3 separate regions of the Mus musculus genome follow, and regions 1 and 3 are each linked to region 2. A link is a loop called in an ENCODE intact Hi-C map of the cell type or tissue named here. Cell type or tissue: left cerebral cortex. All regions are shown on one strand. Region 1 holds the start of Slc20a1 (solute carrier family 20, member 1). Region 2 has its middle 4.6 kb from the start of Zc3h8. Region 3 holds the start of Vinac1 (vinculin/alpha-catenin family member 1).

Region 1 (2,500 bases), 250 kb after region 2:
ACCTATCTAGACAAGCCTTCACCAAGACTCTCTTCCTAGGTGATTCTAGAGTGGGTCAAGTTGAATATTAAAACTGGTAACCAAGTATAGAAGTGCATGAATTTAATCCCAGCACTTGGGAGGCAGAGGCAGGGGGATCTCTGTGATTTCGAGGCTAGCCTGATTTACACAGTAAGTTCCCGGACAACCAGACAGCTACACAGTGACACCCTATCTCAAAAAACAAAAACAAAAACAAAAGACAAACAAAAAACAAGACAATCTAAAACCATCTGACCAACCATCACATCCCCCCTCCTTGATTTCAAGACAGTAAGGACTCTCTAGAGACAGAGAAATCTGTCTCTGCCTGAAAATACATGGATACTAAAGTAGCATAAAGCCAAGTCTCAAAATACTATACTCTCCCTGAACCACAGTGATGCCTTCACATCTGGCAAACCTGGCTCTGGATTCTGCTCTTGTACCTGGATGGGCCTTATTCACCATGGCTGCTCACCTTGGTTGTCTCAATTTCAAGAGGCAAAAGCATGGTCATCAACAGACTGAAGCAAAGCACATCCAAACAGTGGGCAAAGTCATGAGCAATTTCCTCACAAATAATTACTTCAAAAATTGTTTTAATTGGCAGGACACTAACAACCTTTTAACAAACCAGTCCTTTTATTCAATGTTTTATGACCTTGGAAAGAAGTAAGGGCAAAGAGTGTTGCATTTGAAGATGCCAGAATTACACACTGGGGTCAGTGTCCTGGAACATGAAGGTTGTTTTCCAGCCATGACCTTGAGGTCAATAGACCTGTATAACCTATACGAGATTCTGAGTCTACCAAATTATAGGTCACAGGACACTCCTGTGAAGTTATAATTTACAACATGTTTGTTTCTGCTATTCGTTGCCCTACCTTTGGAGAGCAGAGAGCGTTTTAGAGCGTTCTAAACCGGGTATTTCTGGCTGGAATTCTTAAGTTTCTTTATAACCCACATAACTTAAATCTCCCAAGGAGTGGTGACTAGTTAGTTCTGAGCTTAGGCAATAAAACGAACTAATCCATTGTCAGAACTACAACCTTATACCATGTAGGGGACCAGGAAGCAATCTTTATTTCAAAAGGGGATGGGAAAACTTTCAGGATGAGGACATCCTCTGTAACCTTTTCCTATATTCTAAAACAGGCACATTCAAAAAAAAAAGTAACGAGGAAATGAAGGTTCATTTCCTGAACATCTATTGAGTTCCAGTCACATGCTTATATCTTAGCTAATATGATTCTCCTTACTGGGTAAGAACTTGTAACCAGAATACCTGAATTAGTACTGCCTGTCGCCACTAGCCCCGATGAGCTGACAGGAAATGCATCTTTGTTGTGCTTTACACACAATTCCAACCCGTCCTCCAGTCTCTCTCACTCTGCTATTATTTCTCGTTCCAGAGCACTCGGCTTGAGGAGACCTAGGGTTTGTTCAAGGTGACACACTGCAGCAAATATGAGTTAAGAATTCGAATCCAAAGTAACATCCTCCCCGCTGCGCCATAGCCGGGGCTCCTAAAACGGAGGTCCGGCGCCGGGAAACTAATGACCCATGGCTCTCCCTCAGCGCAGTGCCACAGCTGGGAACGCAAGCCTATCCTCGTGACTCCCGAATCTTTCCGTTTTCACACAAGTGCGTGACTGCGGGAGCGAGGTGGCCACGTGAGATCCCTCCACCCTCTCCGGGCGAGGTACAGATCGGGTCCGGCCAAGGGCAAGTCTCAGCACACCCGCTCTTCCGCGTCGCCACCGAGCTGACCCGGGCCCGCGTGGGAGAAACTCGGAACGACCTTGGTGGCGGCCTCAGTCCCCGCGTGTCTGGGCGAGACTCCCCCACAGTCCCCGCCCGCAGCCACCCGGCGTGGCCAGCGCAGACAGGATAACCCGGGCGAGGCTGCAGGGAGGCGGCCAGCCAGTCCCACGTGGACCAGCTCCTCGTTGGGGGCGGGGCCCCGGGGACGTCCAGGCCAATCAGCGCCGCTGCCCAGCTCACCCGGCTAGGCGCGCCCGACCAGCCTGTGGTTGCGTCACATCGGAGGCGGGACCTCGGGCGGGCGCGAGGCTCGGCAGGTCACGTGGGGCGCAGAACCGGCTATAAATAGGAGCCGGCGGCATGCTCTCTATATGATGGCCGCCGGCGCGCGTTGCGTGTTTTCACCTCTCGCCTGCTGAGGCGCCCGCGGCTGCTTCACGAGTGGGTAGAGAGTCCCTCCGTGCTGTGCCCGGTGTTGCCGTCCTGGGTTGTGCGACCGTGGCTCGAGCCTGCCTCAGTCTCGTTCTTCTGGTCTCTCTGTTCGGCCCTCAGTTTCCTTTGGTGAGTGGCGGCGCGGCACCGGTGGTGCAAAGGTCCTTTCTTCTCTGGAGTGGGCTCGGGTGTGGGGAGCTGGCTGGCGGGGGTGGGATGCAGGCTGCAGGACCCCGCTACGCTGCTGTCCTCCTCCCGCCTCCCCACGCACGCCGCGCCCTTC
Region 2 (2,500 bases):
AAAGTAAAAATAAAAAATAAAAATAAATGCTCATAATAGAGTGAAAGATATGCAGACACCGGAAATCAGATTGGGCAGGGCAAAAAAGATGACATGCAAATGCATAAGATATTAGTATTCTCAAATAATTATAAAAGGGCACATATATATGTAGTAGATTTATCCCAAAGAGCTGGCTGCTCTTCCAGAGGACTTAGGTTGGATTCCCAGCATCCACATGGTGGCTCACAAGCTTCTGTACTCTGGATTCTGGGGTATCCGATGCCCTTTCTGACTTCTGACTTCTGAGGGCACTGGGTGTAAATGTGGTGCACAAATACACATTCAATCAAAACATCTGTACACATAAAATAAATCAGAGAGAGAGAGAGAGAACAATCAACCTGAGCTACATGAAACCCTGTCTCAAACCATCACACACATACTCAAATTAACCAGTACAATAAATGAAGTAAACATACTCAAAAGGGCAGATGTCTATAATTTCTGATCTTTAGAGATAGTAAAATGGGCATACCAGATGCTGAAGAGTGGGACAGTTTCTGTCTGGGTGATGGAAAAGTCTGGAAACCAGTACTAGTGACTGGCACACAATAGTCTGAGTGTGACTAATGACACTGACTTGTGTGGTTCAAATGTCAAGTTTTATGACATTTTACAAAATGAGAGAAAAGGAAGTGCCTGGCATGATGAGAGGGTTGACAACCTCTTGAAGACTTTGTCCCAGGGTTTGCCAGGTTCTGTCGTGAGGTTCCCTGCAATTGCCAACAAATCTTGCCGCATTTCTCACTGTTGTGGGAGTCTGGGGTATAAATAGGAGTTGACGCTTTTCATGGGCCCTTGTGATGCCCCAGAAAACAATTGATTTTCCTTCTCCCATCTACAGATTTTAGAGTGGTCTTTTCAACTTCAGCACAACTGTCATTGGGATTGGACTATTTGCTGTGGAGGACAGTTCTGCATTACAATTAACAGACATTAAGCTGTTTCTACCACTAGATGGCAGTAGTACTTGCTCCAGACATCGAAAATCACAAGCTGAGGGGCTGGAGAGATGGCTCAGAGGTTAAGAGCAATGACTGATCTTCTAAAAGTCCAGAGTTCAATTACTAGCAACCACATGATGGCTCACAACCATCTGTAATGGGATCCGATTCCCACTTCTGGTGTGTCTGAAGAGAGCAACAGCGTACTTACATAAAACAAACAAAATAAATCTAAAACAAACAAACAAGAAAATCATAGGCTGAGAAGAGAAAGATTGGGAATTTCAAAAATAAAAGACAAATATCTTTCCAAAAAGTCTAAAACTTTGCCAGAATCAGTGAAGCATGTCAATTTACAACATTATACATTAATCAAATACAATATGTCAGCTGTGAGAAGCGAAAATTTCCCTGTGACAAATCTGGAGGGAGAGGGGTTGGAGGATAACCATTCCTAATCCAAAGGCATTGAATCTAGAGTAATCAATTCCCAAAGCAGGAAGGCTTCTATTAAAAGCCATGACAGTGTTTCATAAATACAGTTTCAAAAGGGAACGCTGGTGACTGGTGGAGCCCCAATATTGAGTTATCCCAGCCACACAATGAGGTCTAGTAAAAAGGTATCTAGAAAGAAGGACAATTTCTTAGGCAGGGTGGGGGCTAAACAATCCAGTGTTCTAAGATTAAACAGAAAAACCACTACCACAAGCAACAATGCTTGTGCCCCAAGGGCTACCCACTACACTAGCCAAGGAGTCAAGATCAACTTGGGACAATGGGAATGTGACAAAGGGCGGAGAAAAAAGGTATAACAATACCAACCATAAGCACAGGCCATCAATAAAAAAATTATTGGACGAGGAACATGTGTGTTTGTGTTAGTACAATTGTGTATTGTGTAATGATGCTTTAGTCGGTGACAGGCTGCACAATTGACTGGTCCCACAGGCTTACAGTGAAGATGAAAACTCCTATTACGTTCGTGACATTGCAGCTGTGGCAGCATCAGCGTAGACACATTATTTCTGGGTGATGATGGCGACGTGGAAAATCAGTGACTGTGCTGCTAATTGTACGAAAGCACGGCATGTGTGCAACATGGCACTTCCCAAAAAGAAGACAGCACTGTTGCTTTATGGGTGTGCTATACTCTGAATCCATATATACTTACTTCTATTTGAAAAGTTAAACCTAAAGCAGTGTGTCATGCTAGACTGGCAGCAGCTTCATATACCTCACTTTGAGTCTCTGGACTGCACTGAGGGTCACCTTGACTGGCCCCAAACCTTGCGGTTTCTGCAACACTTGGATGATAATTTTTACTTGGCAAGGAAACTGCCTCATGTCACCAGATACCTCTGTCACCAAGCAAGAACTTTCCAGACCTTGGGTGCTAACACTGCAGCCGGTCCCACAACACCCAGAGGATCTATGTGAACTCCACCCCGCCAATGGCACAATTCCTTCCAGTCTGGGATGGTGCCCTGAGCAGACCTTAGGCGCAAACTCCTCAG
Region 3 (2,500 bases), 120 kb after region 2:
TATAGTTCTGGCTGTCCTGGAACTCACTCTGTAGACCAGGCTGGCCTCGAACTCAGAAATCCGCCTGCCTCTGCCTCCCAAGTGCTGGGATTAAGGGCGTGCTCCACCATTGCCCAGCTAAGACTCTTTTCTTAAGAGTATACTTATTAATATCTGTAAAGAACTCTCTATCTGTAGATTCACTTTGTCCCATCTTGAGAGATACCCATGAAATGCACACAACCCAGAACTGATGTCTTCTGACCTAAGACGGGTGCTGATAGCTTCCAACAGAACAGCTAGGCACTGATGGCACCTAGTATCAGCCTCTGCTGATGGCAGCAGGCAATAAAAGCCAGAGCTGATGGCTCCTGGCTTAACATGGGCACTGATGGTACCCAACCAGGAACTGATGGCCCCAACTATCCGCCTCTACTGATGGCAGAAGACAATTTAACTGCACACTCCTTGTCCAATGGATTTGTAAGACCCAGTTAAGAGTCCTATCTGTGTCCACTTACCTTATTCAATGTCGCTGTTCGGGTGCCAAATTAGAACATTGGGAGCCTCCTGGCCCGGGCCAGGGGTAGCAGTGGAGTCACAGAGTAAGGACTCTGGTGATGGCTTTAACGTCTGAGGGTCTTGGGGCTTTCTAGCTCTCTAATTATACTGAAATGCTGATGATAACTTCTAAAAAGTCCTAAAAACTTTCTTGCTCTTTCTGAGGGCTTGCTTGCTGGCTTAGGCGATTAACACCTGTAGCCTATCAGGGGAGGATTAAGCAATACAGCCTTTGTTCTATCTCAGCAGGAATCTTTCCTAAAATGAGTCCCTCATAGCCTTGCTTAATGAGGGCTCACTGTCGCAGATTATATAATAATCCAAGGCAGGCTACTTCAGGATGATCACCTGCTAGTTATTAGCTTGTCCCATTATGGCTCCTGACATGTGTCCGATTTTACCGCACCCAGATCAAACCCAGAGCTCAGTGCTGGCTAAGCAAGCACTCTACCAACTGAGCTACACCCATGCCTGGATCTTTTGTTTCATCCACCAAATCTGATTTTGAACTTGGTGGAAGACCCAGACAGAGGGCGGAAAGGGATATTGGCGGGCTATGGCGCAGCTGGAATTATTTCCCTTGGTCTCTCCACCGCAGTTTGCTATTACTGCAGCCACACTTGAGACCCATGTCACCGGCCACACACTGAGTGGCGGGGCGGCCCTGGTGGGCCCTGCTTGGGAGCTCCTGCCGCCGCAACCCGCAGACCTGCCCTTAGCGCCGCGCGGAATCACGGTCGTGGGCGGGGCGCCGGCGGTGGGCGGGGCGCTGGGGGTGGGCGCGGCGTCCGGGTGGCGCTCGCCACTCGGGCGGTGGCGCGGGCGCCCAGGGCAGACACTAGGGTAATCCGGAGGCGCGGCCCTGGAATTAGACCGACAGCGGGGCTGAGGCTGAGGCTGGGGCAGTGTGCACGCGGGGCCGCCGTGCCCTGGACTCGTGTAGCGGCTGCGGGGCGCGCTGCCCTTCGCCATGTACACCTTCGTGGTGCGCGACGAGAATAGCAGCGTCTACGCCGAGGTCTCCCGGCTGCTGCTGGCCACCGGCTACTGGAAGAGGCTACGGCGAGACAACCCCAGGTTCAACCTGATGCTGGGGGAGAGGAACCGACTGCCCTTCGGGAGACTAGGTGAGCCCTTCCCTCGTGGCCGCTGCGCGCATGAATCGGAGAGCGAGCGCTTTTGTTTTTTAAGGTCATTAATCTTCCCTAGGCGCGAGCTCACCTTAGCAGATATAAAATGGGTCTAGCAAGACCTAAACCCGTAGCTGGATTTGGAACGGAGTCTGGGTGCGGTTGCCCTGTCTGCTGACAGTGACCTATACCCGCACTCAGGGTGTCGGCCTGGTTCCCCTGCTTCCCTGGGCCCGCATCAGTCATCTTGCAGCTTTCCGCCACTTAGGATTCAGCTCTGTGTGGTGTGGGCGTGGAAGGGGAGTTGAAACCGCCGAGGCTTGGGTTACCCGGAGGCCAAGATGAACCGGCAGGGAATTTGGAGAAAACTCACTGACTTACCCAAAGCAGGAGCTTCCAGGGAAGCTGGAGCGTGGGGAGCTGTTCCATTTCAGACCTTTCCTTTAGCTGCACCAAAAGTTTACATTTGCAGCTGCATTTAGTGATGTTTTCTTACACGATCTTGGGTGACTTTTGCTCTCCTCATCCACATGTGCGAAACTGGCTTGGTACCATTCTATTCGCGTACTCTCATGTAGGAAGGGACAGCAACTCCCTTTTAAATGACGTAATCTTGAAGTTGTCCTAATGGGTTCAACTAGCATCCCACAGACTTGAACCTGGTCTCATGGTCCCTTCACTACATAGTCATCTGGGGAGGGCTTGCCTCTCTCTGGGTGTCTGGTTCTTTTCCAGAATTTCACTTGGGGGTGGGATCATTTGTATTTCAAGGACAGAAGAGGAGGGGGGCATCTCTACCTTAGCAAACACCCCAGAAAGTAGTGTCCCGT

Evidence for each region. Peaks named below come from ENCODE experiments on the same cell type or tissue, not always from the same donor. Only the 100,000 strongest peaks of a DNase experiment are listed, where the experiment ranks them.
Region 1: a loop joins it to region 2, with 2.1 times the contacts of the local background. A loop is called at or near these places in 5 of 42 quality-filtered maps.
Region 3: a loop joins it to region 2, with 2.2 times the contacts of the local background. A loop is called at or near these places in 22 of 42 quality-filtered maps.

The regions. Positions count from the first base shown.
Region 1 is chr2:129,196,647-129,199,146 of GRCm38, forward strand. Slc20a1 (solute carrier family 20, member 1) reads left to right here and starts at 2,127. Exons shown (of 11, transcript NM_015747.2): 1 at 2,127-2,346. In left cerebral cortex, a CTCF peak has its summit at 1,330; DNase peaks (open chromatin) are centred at 1,709 and 2,022; H3K4me3 peaks cover 1,406 bases; H3K27ac peaks cover 1,514 bases.
Region 2 is chr2:128,947,386-128,949,885 of GRCm38, forward strand. No RefSeq gene overlaps it. Among named protein-coding and RNA genes, the nearest start is that of Zc3h8, 4.6 kb to the left of the region's middle. In left cerebral cortex, a CTCF peak has its summit at 1,004 (motif pointing right); a DNase peak (open chromatin) is centred at 1,018.
Region 3 is chr2:129,064,637-129,067,136 of GRCm38, forward strand. It overlaps Vinac1 (vinculin/alpha-catenin family member 1), which reads right to left and starts at 1,273. Exons shown (of 11, transcript NM_001370941.1): 1 at 501-1,273. It overlaps Ttl (tubulin tyrosine ligase), which reads left to right and starts at 1,311. Exons shown (of 7, transcript NM_027192.2): 1 at 1,311-1,667. The coding sequence starts at 1,511. In left cerebral cortex, a CTCF peak has its summit at 1,413; DNase peaks (open chromatin) are centred at 1,345 and 1,935; H3K4me3 peaks cover 1,802 bases; H3K27ac peaks cover 1,394 bases.